Regions from separate parts of the Homo sapiens genome. Here region 2 is linked to region 1. The links are chromatin loops, found by intact Hi-C in ENCODE. Cell type or tissue: Caco-2. All regions are shown on one strand. Links, peaks and the distances in the headings refer to the core of each region. The heading gives the core; the rest is flanking DNA. Region 1 overlaps LINC01913 (long intergenic non-protein coding RNA 1913). Region 2 overlaps LOC105374531 (a long non-coding RNA gene).

The links. Peaks named below come from ENCODE experiments on the same cell type or tissue, not always from the same donor. Only the 100,000 strongest peaks of a DNase experiment are listed, where the experiment ranks them.
Region 2: a loop joins it to region 1, with 5 times the contacts of the local background. A loop is called at or near these places in 1 of 110 quality-filtered maps.

What each region holds. Positions count from the first base shown.
Region 1 is chr2:41,891,712-41,900,724 of GRCh38, forward strand. It overlaps LINC01913 (long intergenic non-protein coding RNA 1913), which reads left to right. Exons shown (of 3, transcript NR_033996.1): 3 at 818-2,335. Among named protein-coding and RNA genes, the nearest start is that of LINC01913, 19 kb to the left of the region's middle. RefSeq lists an enhancer at 4,833-4,882 and a silencer at 5,013-5,062. In Caco-2, for the core only: no CTCF peak of the experiment used is centred there; a DNase peak (open chromatin) is centred at 3,580.
Region 2 is chr2:42,080,462-42,089,474 of GRCh38, forward strand. LOC105374531 (a long non-coding RNA gene) reads right to left here. Exons shown (of 2, transcript XR_940001.1): 2 at 3,013-3,559. Among named protein-coding and RNA genes, the nearest start is that of PKDCC, 37 kb to the left of the region's middle. RefSeq lists an enhancer at 6,089-6,148. In Caco-2, for the core only: a CTCF peak has its summit at 6,164 (motif pointing left); DNase peaks (open chromatin) are centred at 4,020 and 6,221.

The DNA.
Region 1 (9,013 bases), core at 466-8,465:
AGTAAACACACTTAAAATATAATAACACAGAATTATTGAAATGAAATCAGAAGAAATATACCAAGTGATCATTATCCAAAAAAAATGATAGTAAGTAAAGTATCTCCCAAAGTTCTGTGAGCCTTTCTAGCCAATTATTCAACCTGAAATGGGAGGGTGGTAGGAACCCACAACTTTGAAGCCAAGCAGTGAAACAATATTAAAGTCAGAAAAAATAAAGAAAACAATTACAAAATGATAAAAAGAATTCTCCAGAAAAATAAAACAACCCTAAACATGAATATACCTAATAACATAGCCAAAAATAAAACAAAAGAAAAACTAACAGATTTGCCACCATGGTGAGGGATTTCCAGGCGGAAGGGAACAGGCTTATTGTCCTGGGTAGATGTGAAAGTAGGCTGAGACAAGTGAGTGGAAGTTATGAAGTGGAAGGACTTTGACTACATCTATGGAGGGACTTCTATAACTTTCAGAGCTGTCCAAATTGAAATTGGCTGCCTTGGGAGGGAGGGAGAACTCCAAAAACATGGTTTTCTAAGTACAATCTGTATGGCTACTTAATGAGACTATTGTCCAAATATTCAGATATCAGACACTTAGCCCCATGAGGGCAGGAACCATGACTGCTTTGTCCACCACTATGTACCTGGTGTCTGAAGCAGAGACTGGCACAGAACAGGTGTTCTTAAGTGTCCACTGTATGAATTTACTTTCCAGACAAGAAAATGGAGAAAACCACCTCTAGAGTGGCTTCTAATTCAGAGATTCAGTGATTCTTATCTACCCATTCCTCTGCTATTTGTCCTCATTCCAGTCTGAGGCCCAGGGTCACCACAAACCCGGGAGACATGAGGCCAGGCCTGAGAGGCACAGGCAGGCTGAGGAATGGACAGAAGAGCAACAGAGAAGCCTGGAGGATGAAAGCCAACTCTGCAAAGAGCTTCCAAGAGTCTTCCTGCCACAGAAATTCCACTTGGCCACAGAAATGGCCCTGGCCCTGGGCCAGGAGAGAGGTGGCGACGAGCTGCTCATGGCAATGACTTTCAGTCAGCATGTCTTACCTGTGCTTCCAAGGGTGGAGATGCCACTTTGAGTAGGTCACTGGGTCAGGCAGGTCACAAACCAAGCTCCTCCTACACAGTGAGTTCACGGAGACAGAGAGAAGGAAGGGAAGGAGGTTCTCAGCTCTACTGATTCCTTAGGTCAAGGAGGGACAGGGTCCCTGTACTTGGGGACCCTCCAGTCTGATGGGAAGATACAAGGCAACCCTCTTAGAGCCGTAGAATGAATGCCACCTATAGTTCCTCCCTTCAGGAAGGAAATCCAGTCTGATGGAAGAGACACGGCCCCTGTTGTATCATTCTTGCCTTCTTACCCATGTCACACAAGGGAGTGAAGGAGGTGGCAGGCCCAGGGATAGGTCCATTTCTGTGGTGAATGGAGGCTTTCAGAGGACATTCCCACAGCCCTGCTGTCAAGGGCCCCTTCCCCTTCCTCCCTCCCCGGCACGATGCCTTACCCACTGGAATGAATCCTGAGCTCTGAGCCTATTCCTAACACATGAATGCTGACCCCTTTGTCACGTCCCGCTTTCCCTCCAACTCTGTTTTTTGTTCTTTTTCCCACCCAGACTCGCCCTCCCCCACTTGCCATTTCCCAAGCTCATCCCGGGGAGACCAGACTCAATGGCCCACTGGTGATCTTGTTTTACATGAGACATTTCCAAAAAAGACCAAAAAATCCTTTCCAGGAAAATGCCATTTTTAAAATTCAGCTCCAGACACTGCGGCAACATTAGGAAAACAAAGGACTTGGCAGAAAGGTTTTCTGCGTGGGGACTTTCTCTCGAAAATACCTTCTCCAAATTGCCTCCAGTGGGGATGACTCCAAGGGTCAGTTCTGGAGCACCCAGGCAATTGCAGACAGAGTGACTTCGGGTTTGTACACTGTCCCAGGTCTTTCCTTACCTGATATCACCCTGGGATCTTCCAGGCTTAAACAAGGAGCCCCTTCCAAGGGTCCCCAAAGGAAGCAGCTGTCTCTGAGGGTCAAGAAATAATGCTGCTTCCTTCCTCCAGAGGGGACTCCTCAACCCCTCTCTTGCCACCATCACTAAGCCAGGGGCCCAGGTTAGGAGGTGGAGGGACATAGTGTGCTTAGTAGAGAGCTTGTCTTCTCTTATCATCCAAGTGAGAGGAATACACAGCTTCCCCTGGGGCATACATAGTGGTGTTCCCCTTTTTTGCATGTATCAGGTATAATTAATCAGGTTGACATCACATATGTAATAATAATGGCCATTATTTATTAAACACTTCCAATGTGTCCACGAGTAACCTGTTCTTTATGTTTGTTTTACCTCATTTAATCCTGGTAACGATTGTCATGGGCTGAATTGTATCTACCCACTCCCCACCACTCAACAAGACTCGTACGTTGAAGTCCTAACCCCCAGTACCTCTGAATGACTGTGTTTGGAGACACATCCTTAAAACAGGTAATTAAGTTAAAGTGAATCATAATTAGGGTGGGCCCTAATCCAATAGGATTGGTGACCTTACAGAAGAGGAAATGTGAACATTGTTAGGCACATGCTGGGAGGCAAGGACATAGCGAGAAGGCAGCCATCCGCAAGCCAAGGAGAGGGGCCTCGGAAGAAACCAAACCTACCGGTACCTTGATACTGGACTTCCGGCCTCCAGAACTATGAGAAAATTAATTTCTGTTGTTTAAGCCATCCAGTCCATAGTATCTTGTTATGGCAGCCTTAGCAAACTAATACAACACCCATACAATCAATCTTACCATCTTACCATTTTACAGAGGACAAAACAGTCTCGAGAGGGTATATAACTTTCCCAGCAAGCATATAGCAGAGCTGAAAATGCATAATCAACTGCGTGACTCTGGAACACAAGCTCTTAGAACTGGATCCTGCTGCTTCTCCTCTGTGCTCTACTATGCAAGTTCATGATCCATTTACTTATTGCTACAAAATAAACCATCCACAACTTATTGGCTGAAAACAACAACTTTTATTTTGCTCATGAATCAGCAATTTAGGCAGGGCTTGTTGAGAACAGCTCATCCCTGCTCCACTTGGTATCAGCTGGGACAACTTCAAGGATGATCTGACAATTGATGCTGGCTGTTAGCTGGGACCTTAGGTGGGGCTGCTGGTCCAAAATTTCATGTGGACTCTCTATGTAGCCTGAGCTTTCTCCTAACATAACAACTGGTTTCAAAGGCAAGCATCCCGGGAGACAGAGCCAGGCAGAAGCTTCTCTAAACAGCCGTAGCAGACACACAGCATCACTTTCGCCACATTCTCTTCCTTTGAAGCAAGTCACTGAGGCTGGTCCATGTTCAAGGGGAGAGGAATTCAATGCCACCTCTCAGTGGGAGGAACATCAAGGAATTTGCAGACATGTTTCAAAACCATTACAATGCATGTGCCATTGACATGCCTGAACATATTTTATGTCAAGTGTTTATTTACCACCAGCACAGTATCATCGAAAGGACATCAGACTGGAAGTCCAAAGTCCTGAACAAGAGCCTGTCAGCTGTGTGGGGCTGGGATTTCAACACCCATCTATGAAAAAACCAGTACCTGCTTGTCCACTCAGTTCAGCCACCCTCTATATGGAAATGAGGTCACTTAACCCCATTCCAGTCTCTAAAACCAATACTAATCCCAGTCAGCAGGTTAGTTAGAATGCTGCTCCTGGGGCACTTTATTTGACTCTCAGTTATGATAGCCTGGGTTCTCCCTGTCTCTGTGCCTGAGCCTGTCTTAGAAACGTAGCAGTCTATGTGTGGAGCACATCCTCAGGACTAGGCACTGTCACTGGTGCTTTATGTTTGCTATCTCATTCAGCTATTTCAACCCTATGAAGGAGGTTTCTTTATGCCCATTTTACAAATGAAGAAACTGAAATTCAGGGCAGGTAAGTCATTTGCCCAAAAGTTAGTAAAGGGCAGAGCCAGAACTATGAGTTGTGCTGTGGCCAGCTCTGTCTCCTCCAGGATCTGCTGTCCTGCCCCTGGACTGCCTGCCAGGACATCTGATGGCTTCTGGGTTGTCTGTACCTCTGCTCCTCTTGCCTTTTAGGGCCTCACCATACTTCTTGTTGAACCTTATCCCTGTCTCCTTCATGAACGACTCACTGGACTTCTACCATCCTGCATTCATCCTCCTGATCTAACTCCATATCCCAGCCCTCTGCATCTGCCCCAGCCTATCGTGCCCAACTGCACAGTGTCCTGGCATGGCTAGAGAGCAAGATCAAGCAAGAGAGCATCACCAGTGAAAAAACAAAAGCTCTGGAGTCAGACCGATCTAGATCCAAATGGTGGAGTGAGCTCCACCGTTTATTATTTGTGTATAAAAATAATGACACCCATGTTGCCTCGTTGTGAGGATTCTCGGTGAGTTAATACAAGTATAGGGCTTGGCATAGTGCCTGGCACCTAGCAAATGCTTAGTAAATATTAGTTATCTTTGCTGTTATTATCAATAATACTTGTAAAAGATCCACTAGAGAGCCTAGCATATGGTAGGCATTCAAAAAATGATAGCTGTTAATCTCATTGTTTAAGTCCTGGAAAAGCTACAGGAATTCAGAGAAGAGCCAGATAACAAGGTAGCAGAGACAGAAAACAGGCTGCCCAAGTAACTGCGCAGATCTGCAGATCTGTCTAATCCTAGAGCTTGGGTATGACTGGCCTTGATTAAGTGGAAACGCCTCCCTACAGAACTCCCATCTTCATCTGCCTCGATTAGGAGATGACAAGAGCTTCCTGAGCTTGGAAGCCCCTGGGAAGAGGAATTTCAAGAAGGAAAATCAGAAACACCCTGTCTGTGCTACGACTGCCCAGGATCCTCTGCTGTGGCAACATATATCACTGGCCACCCCACTGTGCCGTGTTCATCTAGTTGTCCTATATAGGTCTGTGGTTTCACAGGCTTCATCTGAGCCTGCAAGTTCTCAGAAAGTGGGTGAATGTGGTCAGAGTATGTTTCAGCCTCCCAGCCTCAAACCCACTCCAGGTTGAGATGTCAACAAAAACAGCAAGCAGGTGGGTAGAAAGCAACCATCAGATTTATAAAAGAGCTGTCAGATAACCACACACAGGCACTCACACTTGTGAGCATTTGAGAGCTGTGGTGCTGGTGCCCTCTTTTACCTTATTTTTCCTGCTGCTACCCTCCCAGGATCCTCACAACTAGATCCACCGATGCTCACAGCTCCTGAGTCAATGCTAACCAAGCTGGAGAGTATGTAAAGTTTGAGCAGATACAACGGCTTGGAATAATGTCACCAGCTCAGTTACAACTACTTGGCTCCTGTGTTCCTCCTGATTTTCCTTCAAGCCAGATGATCAATGAGGTGACAGGTATTTCCCCCAGACCACTCTCATTTCCCTTTTCCAATCATACATGGATCTGGTGCCCTCAGGGATGACCTCTAAGAACCCACATTCCTGCACCACGTTGCCTCTGAGCCTGAGCTCTCCTCTCCCCTCTCCTGGGCCCATTGTGATACAATCAGGCTCTTCTGTCCCTAATTTTGCCTAGGACCCAGTTCTTCTCTGTATAAGTCAGACATTGCTGTGATAATACTATGTAATAAACCATCCCATAATCTTAGTGGCTTACAAAAACAAACATTTATTTTCCTCACTCACAATCTGTGGGTTGGGTAGAAGGGCTGTGATTCAGGTGGTGAGTTGGGTACAGATCAGTTCCATATCTCTCTCCTGGAACCAGCAGCTACCTGGGATAGGCTCTTCTCATTACATATGGAAGCAGCACACAAAGGGGCTAGTGGAAGCCTCCCATGACTCTTAAGGCCTCAATTCAGAACTGTCTCGTTGTCACGTCCATCCATATTTCCATTAGCCAAAGCAAGGTAACTGGCCAAGCCCACAGCTGACAGCATGGGAATATAGGCTCTACCTCCTCTAGTAGGGTGCATGTAAAGCCATATGGCAAAGGGCATGGGTATATAATTCTATTGCAGGGAGGGAGTGGAGAATTGGAAATAATCATTCAGTCTCCAACATTTCTTAATCTAGAACTCAGTTACAAGCTCACCTGAGGGAATATACATCTTTTACTTGCCTGCTGGGCCTTCTACCCCTGATCCCAGCCCACTGGCCTAGGATGTGACTCTGAGTGAAGAAGTGTCTCACATGGAGACCCCGCCCACTTGGCTGCCAGTCCTTGGCTGTCACCAGCATCATTTACTCTGATCCACCCACCTGACTGTTCCTCTGGAATTCTTGAAGAAGCCTACCAGCCTAATTGGCTCCTCAGCCCTTATCTATACTGGCCTCAGGAGGGGCTAGAACCAAGAACTCAAAAACTGGAAAAACATTGGGGAACCAAGCAGTTTCTCCCACTCTCTCACTCTGCACTTCTGCTTCCTTCTCGCTGTGGGCATCAGCTTTCTCTGCTCCTCAATGGATGGTGGAATAGGGCCTGCTCTAGGCCTGGAGCCACTTTTGGCACCATCACCAGGATAAAGAGAATTCCAGTGTCCCATTTCCAGAGTCCCAGAGAAAGACCCCGGTCAACCATGGCTGGTATCATGACATAGAAACATGGTTGCCTACCCCTCTAGATGGAGGAGAAGAGAGGTGTGAGCTGCCAGACAGTAAGAAAAGCATGGAAACCAGAGGTTTCAGGCTGTAGTCTTCTGAGCTGACTCTGGCCAGAGATGTGTTTTGTTTGGCCCAAGGGATTTTTTTAATGTTTTCAATTACTTGACAAAAGTTAGAAATTGAGAGTTCACATATGAATCCAAATACTTTTTTCTTAAAAAAACTGAAAGGTCTCAATTGGAAAGGAGTGTGAGGGGCCTTATGGGTCCTGATGCTGTTCTGTTCCTCAATCTATGATCTATTCATGGAAAATTTATCAAGCCATATACTTAAAATAGATCCACTTTTCTATTTGTATATTACACCTTCTTTAAGTTTTAAGAATTTAGAAGGTCTATAATGAAATCACATTCCAGCAAGGAATAAGTCCTCTGGAGCTGAGTAGTTTTCCATACCACCATACCCCTCACTACTCCCCATTCTCTTCCTATCACTGAGGCCGAGGGTCAGTAGTCACTCATCATCGTCCTAGACTATGATTTTCTTATAACAGAGTTGGGAAGAAAGTAACTTTTATATGGACATTCATACATACATATCCATAACTCAAGCAAAAGGACAGACACAAAAGAGCATCAACGAGAGCTATGTGTTTGCATGTTTGCAAAAAAAAAAAAAAAAAAAAAAACGGAAAATAGCTTTTTATTTTTGGAGAAGTTAAAATCATTCTTCCAAGTTTGACATGCAAATGAAATGTGTCAGTATCAAAAGAATTCAAACAAAAAAGCTGTGAGGCTGGTAGGGAAACTTAACGATCTAAAAGAAAGTACTGATGTTTTAACATGTTTTATTTTTCAAAGCAAATAAAACAAATGACACAACTGTGAAATGAAGTTATGGAGAAGGAGAAAATATTGCTCATGCATTGAAACCTTTTATTAATGGTGAGTTTACAAAAGAGAATCTACTGAGGATAGAGAAATTCATACCTTGAACAAAAACAAGTATTTGCAAATGGAAGACTAAACAGAAACGCTGGTTGCTCAACAAGATGACGACATGGCTGAGAACTTACAGGACAGGTTGTGTGAAAAAGTTAAATCATTTGTGGCATTTCCTAGTGAAGCTTATGAGAGCCCAGTTAAAATAATACCACCCAGTCAGCTATATTTATTTATGGTTCCAAAGAGACTTCAATGTGATTGGAGAACTTTTGGTCATGGTGTCCATCACAGGCACAATTTCAGGAAATTACTTAGCTTTGTGTGTTGAGAAGCCTTGAAAAACTTAAAGCAGACAGGTCAAAATTAGTAAGCCTGGCTACAAAACAGAGCTCCTGAAATGATCAGCATTAACACTGACCTTGTTATGAATCTTAAATCTAAGGTGGCCAATTTTGCACAATTAGGGAAACTAAATAATTCACCAGGAATTGCCTTGTGCTAAAAAGTTAAAATAGAACACATATCATGGGCCTAGTGAATGGGACTTACTCCCATGGCTAAAAGCATAAAGAGTTCAGTGCTTTGCCTGATAAAGTGGATATGCAGTAGTCATAACACTCGTCTGTTCTAATAAATAAAGGGTAGTTAGTGTGTAATGTCGGGGTCTTTCATGGGTGGGAGGGGAGGAACAGCTGAAAAGTTATTAACTTGTTCATATCATCCAACAAAAATACCCCAGCTCACCAGCAAAGATTGGATCAAAGTATATGCCTTTTCAGTAAATATCACAAGCCATTTAACCCTTTTGGGTATCTCTTTAAGAATTATCACAAATATGCAAATGGCTATTCAGTTTTCTCATTCTTAGTGAAATTATATCTTAGGGAAACTCATTTGGCAAAGAATCATCTGGCTTATTTTCCTATGCTGAAATCAGTTTTCCAAAATGAAAGAGGTCTCTTCAACTGCTCTCTAAAAATTCTGGAGCTGAAGACAGGATGAGATTCCAAAAAAGTTGCTAGTTTTATGAAAATGATCTTTCTCAATATTGTGCCACAAATGCAATTTTTTGAACTCACCTTTCTCAGTATTGTAATATAAATGGAATTTTTTGAACCACAATTCATTCCCTAAAACTAAATTTTGCAACATTGGAATGCCAGAATTCTACAAATATCTCAGGAGTGGTTACCCTAAATATAAAAACCATCATACAAATATTCTATCAATGCTCAGCCATGAACAGCTGTTTTCCATTATGAAACTAAATAAAACGATTGCTCTCAGTTAAAAGATTCAAGGTTGAATTCTATACAGCACATCACAACATGAAATGCAAGACTCAACATTGACATGTTGGGGTAAAAGAAAAAGTGTCACATTTCTGGTTGTAAAGCAAAGAAGTAATGAGGTATGAAAGAAAAAAATTAATAATTACATATTTCTTTTTTTAATGT
Region 2 (9,013 bases), core at 350-8,349, 190 kb after region 1:
CTTTTCTCCTGAGTTTACCTGAAACAGATTAGCATTTTTCAAAAAGAACTTGAGTTTTAGGTTTTTATTTTTAATGAGGAGGGAGATAAATTCTAATAAATGAAACAATTTTTAAAAATAGAAACAAATGAAGTTGTGTGTTGCCTATCTTAACATAATGAGCACCTGGCAAGATATCTCTTCCCTGGTAAAGTTCACTGAGCCCCCAGGCCCTGGCTCCCTGCCCTTCAGCTCTGTGAGCAACCCCCCAACACAGCTCACTGCTCTTTCCCACCGTGACAAGTGGATCAACAAGCTGGCCCTTTGGATGAATAATGGCAATCATGTTATTTCTTTGTGGTGGTTGTTCCAACTAGTACTATGTTTTATCTTACTATCTTACTATACATTTTTATTTTTGAAAAGGTAATTCTTGAATATGTTTTAAAAAAATTCAACAATAACAAAGCATATACAGTCAAAAAACTAGTAGTTCCCTCTGGCTCCTAACCTAAGCATCTGACTCTGTTCTCCAGAGGCAGACACTGTCCCCTTGCCAGCATATATGGAGAGGCTGAGGTGGGGTACACTCCACACCCTGTTCCCCTCCTTGCTTTTTTTTTTTTTTTTTTTGAGACAATCTTGCTCTGTTGCCCAGACTGGAGTGCAATGGTATAATCTCGGCTCACTGCAACCTCCACCTCCCAGGTTCAAGCGATTCTCCCACATCAGCCTCCCAAGTAACTGGGACTACAGGCATGTGCCAACATACCCAGTTAATTTTTGTATTTTTAGTGGAGATGGGGTTTCACCATGTTGGTCAGACTGGTCTCAAACTCCTGACCTCAAATGATTCACCCACCTCGGCCTCCCAAAGAGCTGGGATTACAGGCGTGAGCCACTGCGCCAAGCCTCCCTCCTTGCCTTTTTCACCTAACAATATATCTTAGAGGTTGCTCATAGCATACATACAGATCAGCCTTATTCTTCCTATCAGCTTTAGGAACTGTAATCTATACATCAGGTCCCCTAGTGATGGACACTTAGCTTGTTTCTAGTCTTTTGCTATTACAAACATGCTACAATAAATATATCTGTTAGAAATATAGATATTTTTGTACGTCTGTTATAAAAATGTTAGAAATGAAATTTCTAGGTTAAAGCAAATTTGTATTTAAAATCTTGACCAGCCTGGGCAACATAGCGAGACATCCCAGGAGTTAGAGGATTCAGTGAGATATGATCATACCACAGGACTCCAGCCTGGGCAACAGAGCAAAACCCCGTCTCTTAGAATAAATAAAATAAAATCTTGATAAATATTGCCAAATTGCCCTACAAAATGGTGTTCCAGTTCACTTGTACCAACAATATGTGAGTCTTGGTTTCCTCAACAGTTTTATCAACCTTCCACCAAACATTTTGCTTTTTGCCAATGTGATTTTTATAAAGAATGGTGTTTTGGTGTAGTTTTAATCCTTTTCTTTCTTTCTTTGGGATTTTTGTTTTGTTTTGGATTTATGTTTGAGTCAGAGTTTCATTTTGTCACTGATGCTGGAGTTCAGCAGCGCAATCACTGCTCACTGCAGCTTCAGCTTCCTAAGTAGCTGGTACTACAGGCGTGCACCACCACACCCAGCTAATTTTTTTTATTTTTTGTAGAGACAAGATCTCCCTATGTTGCTCAAGCTAGTCTTGAACTACTGGCCTCAAGCAATCCTTGCCTCCCAAAGTGCTGGGATTACAGGCACGAGTCACCACACCTGTCCTGGATGTCTTGTAGAATAGATGAGTGTGAACAGGAAGTGCTTGAGAGAACAAACTGGTCCCTGGGCTCAAATCCCTACCCAACTGCTTATTAGTTGAGTGACTGTGGGCAATGCACTTAACTTCTCTATGGTTTTGGTTCCTTATCAGTAAAAAGATATCAGAAGAATAACATTTTTCATATAGTTATTGTGAAAATTAAATGTATAAACAAACATAAAGCTCTATATAAGTTATTATTTTTTTCATATGTTTAATGACCATTTGCATTTTTTCCTGTGAACTGTCTATTCATATCCTTTGACCATTTTTCCATTAGCTGTTATTTTTTCTTTCTGCAGTATAAAAGCTCTTTATGTATTTAGGAAATTAATCCTCTGTCATTTGTGTAGCAAATGTTTTCCCCAATCTGTCCTTGTCTTTTCACTTCATTTAAAGCACTTTGCCATGTAGAAATTTTTAATTCTTATGTAATTAAATATATCAAACTTTCCTTTTGTGACTTTTGAACTTTGTGCTTTAGAAACCTCACTTCTTGAGGTATGAATGAAGAGAAACCAGAACTACTTCCTGTTTTCACTCCCTGCCTTTCCTTCCCTGGCTTTCTCCCCATCCTGTGGATGAGTCAAGGTTACCTCCCAATCCCACCTCAGTGGTTTTTCCACACTGGATCTCTCCCCACCTCCATCTCAGGCCCCTCAAGAGTAGCACCAATGAGGCCACTTCCCTGCTCAAGAATGTTCAATAACTCCCCATCACCTACTGGACTAAGAACAAGCTTCTCATTAGAGGCATCTTCCTAGATGACACCAACTTACTTTGCAGGCTGGTGATTCCCCTAAATGTCCCCTGTCTTCCAGTCCAACTCTACTTTTCAATGTTCACTTCATCTTTCCCACCTCCCTGACCTTCATCACACTATTTCATCTACCTGCAAAGGCTCCTGCCCATGTCTGCCCATTAAAATTCTCATCGTTGAAGACTCATCCCAAATAGCCCTTTTCCATGAAGCATCCACTGGTCCCCACCAATCAGATATGAGCTCTTCTTTCCTTGCATCTTCAAAAAAACCTTGTTTGTTCTTTTCCCAAGACATGCATCTCAATCTGCCTTAAATAATAGGCTATGGTGTGTCCCCCCTGCTTACAAGAACTCCATGAAAAATGTGAGCTGTGTTTCAGTTACCTCTGCATCTGTCACAGCACCATATCCTTTTGGTGAAGTATAGTAGACACAGGCCATCAGATCAAATGGGAGAGGGGAATATGAGGGAGTTACTGTTCTTTTACTAAACCATCACATCCAGACAGCTGGGCTGGAGGCTGCAGGAGATGCCTACTGAGCCAGTTTCTTCTGCTATGTCAGACAGTGGATATTGGTTACCCTTCTTTCAGTTGCAAGTGAAAGAATACCCAATCCTTAAATAAAAGAAGATTTGGGCGGATTCTGGGGCTCCAATGTTGTCACCTGGAGCTGGTCTCTCTCCAGCCTTTGGCTTCACTTCCTGTGTATTGGTATTGGTTTTGTTGTCAGACATGCTCTCCCATGCAGGCAGATGGCAGCAACAGCTCTAGCAGTCATTCATCCTTCCACATCATCCCCAATTCCAGTCCAGCGAGAAAGAGCATTTCCCTCTCTCCCAGCAGCTCCAGCAAAGGTTTTTCCGCCTTTTGCAAGCTTTTATTGGGTTAGATATCCAACCTTTACTAAGATCACAGGAATGTACTGTTCTGATTGGTCAGGCCTGAGCCCAGATCCAAGAGTTGAGTAGACTCTGTAAGCACATGGGTGCAGTGTGCAACCCGGAATAATTCTACAAAAGGAAATTGATGTAATGTTAGCAAAAGAAGGAAGAACAGATGCTTGTTAACCAAAAACACCAAATATCTACCGCACAAAATGGAGAACATTGCTGCTCTCCTGAAAGACGGAGATGGGCCTGAAGCACCAACTCTGAGCTATTTTGCTCCTTCCTGCTGCTCTCCTCTGCCCTGGAGGCAATGCTTCTAGCTTCCAAACACAACATGGTCCCCCAAGGTTTGTGGCTCAGCCACAGGACCAGTGTGAACAGATCCTAACCAAACCCCAGACCAGGCGATGGCTGGTGTGGTCCAGCTGACTCCAAGTTGTTAGAACCATGAGTCCCAGCCTGAGTCCCAAGAGTTGCAGGATTGTTTATCTTTGTTGGGGAAAAACTGTAGCCAGAGCCATAAATCACTGCCCAGCTGGATGGCCTCGCTGAAATGTTTGTTTAAACAATGAAATCTCCTGACGGACTGAAAATATAGGATGGATCACCCTGTCCTTCTCAGGCCCAGTCTTGCAGGCTGGAGCCCAGGGCATAGAGAGTGACTCAGAATTGGCTCCCCTCCCCCACTCTCCACCCCTCCCACCCCCAATATCAGCCCCAAAGAATGAAGCCACGGCATAGCTAATCCGAAACAGCAGATAATGCGAAAGCCATGTCTATCAATCTTTGAAATGCAGTCTCTGGAATGGTTCGCATTGGACGTGCCTTCCTGATGGAAGTAGCATTGCTTGGCTAATATGAACAAGAGGATGTGGAAGGGGCAGCCTCTGAAAGAACACTGCATGGAGCACCGTGGGGAGATCTGGCTCTGCCCTGACCACTGTTGGGTGTGGGCAAGTGACTTCCACTCTCTGGGCCTTGGTTTCCTCCCTTGTTAGATGAAGGAGTTAGACTTGGTCTTTGTGCTTCCTTTCAGCCCTTGCCTGCTAAGTGAGGTGGCTGTGCTTTTATATGCCCCAAAGAAAGACCAGATAAACAGGAGCAGGCAGGGGAAGAAGATGGGGAAGAAGAATAAGGAGGAGGGTTGTTGAATTAGATGAATTCCCACTTAGGGAGGCCAAGGCAGGCAGATCGCTTGAGGTTAGGAGTTTGAGACTAGCCTGGCCAACATGGTGAAACCTCGTCTCTACTAAAAATACAAAAATGAGCCAGGCATGGTGGCAGGCACCTGTAATCCCAGCTACTCGATAGGCTGAGGCTCGAGAATTCTCTTGAACCCAGGAAACAGAGGTTGCAGTGAGCTGAGATTGCATCACTGCACTGCAGCCTGTGTGACAGAGTGAGACTCTGTCTAAAAAAACAAACAAACAAAAAAAGAATTAGATGATGCCCTTGCAGTCTCTTCCTGCCCTAGGATGTCTTCTTCTGAGTTCTCTGGCCCTTCAGAGAAGGAGAGAGGGGAAGCTGCTTACTAAAGGCCCCATTGGCAGGCCCATAATCAGGAGCCTGGTACACTCCAAGGAGGTCACAAAGAGTGTTCCACTGATTCTGGGATGGGGGTGACATGGACCAAGTCAGACCTCAGGACGGGCCACTGCCCAGGCAGGACCTAGCTTCTGGGAGCCTATCTAGGCTGATGGAGATCAATGAGGGGAAGGGAGGATCCAGAGGTACACAATCTTCTTCTCAGGAATTTCCTACAGGAAAAAGGGCAGCAGAGACCTGACCCTTTCCAGTGTGGGGGCTGTGACCTTGGCTGTGCCATAGGAGCCATGACAGGCCTGAGATAGAGTATGTGAGCTGGGGTATTGACAGGTCCTGTCATTGGTTTGCCAAGTATTTTCAAGAACATATGACCTGTCACGTACAGTGGGAGGCACAGGGAATGCAAAGGTGAATAAGACCAGGGTTCTGTGAGAGTTTGCAGTGGGATATTCCAATGGGGCGAGCCATGGGATTTGCAACAGGGATTGCAGAGGAGATTGGGAAAGGATCGTAAAGGCATTTGTTAAAAGTTCCAGGAATGAGGTGTGAAGGACGGCATGTGGTCTTTAATTAAGACCTGCAGTGGAGGCTATGATGGGATTGCCTGTTGGGGATATAATGGGATGTTTTGGGGTTGGTCCAGCAGCCGTAAAATGGGAATATAATGGGAGTGTGTTGGTAGATATAACAAAGTATGTGTGGGGTGGGGGTCGATAGGATAATCCATTGACAGAGCAGCCTTTCCTGACAGCTCAGATGAGATCAGATTCTTCCTGTTGATATGGTCTCATAGTATCATATTTATCATCTATTACACTTCCCACAATTGAAATGAGTCCATTGTTTTGTACTTATTTGCTTAATGTCTATCTCCTTTACTAGGCTGTAAAAGCTGTCGGGGCTGTTGCCATGGAGGGAGGCATGGGTGTTGCTCACTACTGTACCCCATTCTCCTCCCCGCCCCAACACACAGCCCAGGACTGGGCACATAGGAAGCTCTCAATCAATAATCACTCATGGAAAGAATGGATGGAGACAGGATCTAGAACTAGCTTAGCTCCATGATCATCAAGGTGGTCAAGCCCCCTCCCCAAATCCAGACCCAAATCCTGCAGGGTTGCTCAATGTCCTCAGAATAAGTAACGGTTTTGTTATTGAATCTGGAGACTTTGGTTTCATTTGAAGGGAGGTGTTGCCATCTGGTGCCAAATTGGAGAAATACACTGAGAGAAAGTTCCTTCTGCTCCAGTTCTAGCAGCCTCCACTGACTACCCGCCCGGTGACCGTCAGCCAGCCTTCAGCCCCAGCTGCACAGAAATCAGTCCCATCTTCTCCCACTGCCTCGGGAAGTCAGGCAGCAAGAGTTCAGAAAACAGAGACCATGCAGGCCCTGTGCTGGACTACCCCTTCATCAGTCCCTCCAGTCAGCTCTCAGGTCATCATGGGCGCACCCTCACTCCTTCCTAACTTTGAACCCAAATGCTCATCCTGAAAAGCAGCAGCCCAGTGTGGGAGCAGGAGCCACAAATGAAGCTTTGATTCCACAATTAACATATGAGAAATTTCTCATCATCCGAGATTTTATTTTGGTCAATCCAGTTGACCCGCTCTGGATGGTGGGCACTGATGGAGATTTTGGAGACAAAAGACTTGTTTCTATATCATATCCTGTCATTGGCAGATGAGTATATTCCCCAGAAGTTAACTTTTTCCTCCTCTTTCTCTCCTCTGTCCTTGCCTTGAAAGCAAACACCGCTTGGCTCACACGACAATGGGGCCCAGACTTTTTTCAAGTCCAACATTGAAATCAAGCTTACAAAACAGAGAAAATGGAGATTTAATCTGCAATATAAAAGGATGAATTGCTTTACAATGTGAGTCACTACAGTTTCACTGATTCAACAAATATTTGTTATGCTCCTACTGTGTGCCAGGCATCTTTCTAGCCACAAGGAAATCAGCAGTGAATAAAACTCCAGCTCAAAGGGGTCTACATTCCAATGGAGCATCTCTCACCATGGAGCTCCTTATCCTGTGTCCTCTCCTGAAAGCAGGAGCAGCATCAGCACCCTCCTCACTACCTCACCTAGCAATATGCATATGACATCTTAACAAGAGGACTGAACATTGAAAGGACGGCTTCACAGGAACACAGCTGCTCTATAAATGGAGTGTATATTTAAATTGTCTTTATATTTTATGGAACATGTTTTATTTGCATTATGTCACTTGGGTGGGGGACAGTGGCAGTGCCCCAAGGCCATCTCATAGAAGCATGCCAGCTGAGTACAAACACTGCATTCACTAAGCAAACCCAGATGCATGGCAGCTGCCTTGTTACTCCCCAGTCAGACCCCTAACACATTTTTTTAACTTATTGTCAAAAGAAAAACTTTTGACAAATTAAATTTAACAGAACTTATTTTAGCAAAGAACAATTCATTAATCAGGCAGCACTCAGAACCAGAAGAGGTTCAGAGAGCTCCCTTTGTAATGTGGGCAGTGAGTACTTTAGAACAGGGAAGTAACTTAAAAAAATAGCTTGATTAATTACAGCTAGGCATTTGCTTTATTTGGACGTGGTCTGGTCAGCTGTCAACCTATGATAGGCTGAAGTTCAGCTGCTTGTGACTCGCTGAAACCCAGCTATCTGTTAGAAAAAGTATAGTAGTTAGATTTTAGTACCTACTAAGTTAGGTCACAGATCATTACATAGAAACTCAATGTACAAAGACAGGGTCCAGGGCCAGGCACAGTGGCTCATGCCTGTAATCCCAGCACTTTGGAAGGCCAATGTGGGCGGATCGCTTGAGGTCAGGAGTTAGAGACCAGCCTGGCCAACATAGCAAAACCCTGTCTCTACTAACAATACAAAAATTAGCCAAGCATGGTGGCACGCACCTGTAATTCCATAAAACAAAAATTAGCTGGGCATGGTGGTGTGCACCTGTAGTCTTGGCTACTTGGGAGGCTGAAGCGCGAGAATCGTTTGAACTCGGGAGACGGAGTTTGCAGTGAGCTGAGATCACGCCACTGCATACTACAGCCTGGGTGATGGAGTGAGACTCCGTCTCAAAAAAAAAAAGAAGAAAAAAAAAAGACAGGCTCTAGGCCAAACTTAATTTAACACTATCAAATTAGAAAATATATTTTTGCCTATGATACTAGTCACAACCAGAGATATTAGGAGAGATGAGCACTCCTTATGTATTGCTGCTAGCACTGAAAATTGTTAGAACTACTAAAAATCAATCTGACAATATATTTAAAAACCTTGAAAAATATTTATACATACGGATTTAGTAGTTCTGAAGACATCTATACTACAAAATAATCTTAAAGATTTATGCACAAAGATTTTCATTTTAGCATAATTTACAATAGCAAACAAATTGAATCCACAAACATTCAACAGAGAATTATGTTATATTGGTATGATGTAAAAGTAGGCAGTCATTAATAATGATGTCACAGGCCGGGTGCGGTGGCTCATGCCTTGTAATCCAAGCGCTTTGGGAAGCCGAGGCAGGTGGATCACCTGAGGTCAGGAGTTCAAGACCAGCCTGGCCAACACAGTGAAACCCTGTCTCTACTAAAAATAAAAAAATTAGCCGGGCATGGTGGCCCACACCTGTAGTCCCAGCTACTCAGGAGGCCGAGGCAGAAGAGTTGCTTGAACCCAGGATGCAGAGGTTGCAGTGAGCCGAGATCATGCCACTGCACTCCAGCCTCGGCAGCAGAGTGAGATTCTGTCTCAAAAAAAAAAAAAAAGTCACAAATAATTTTTTGTGACATGGGGGAAAATATGTATCAAAAGTAGAACGCAAAATCTTATACATAATAAATTCATATCTATTTATTTAAAAAAAAAAAAAAAAAAGGTAAAAAAAAAACTAGAAGGAAATTACCAAAACATTGAAAGTAGTTAACTGTTGCTGGCCCCTAACCCATTCTATCTGGGAATTCTGAGGTAGTCATGGCCAGGGGGTATGTCATGGGCCATGTATGAGTTGTCATGGCCAGATGCTCCAG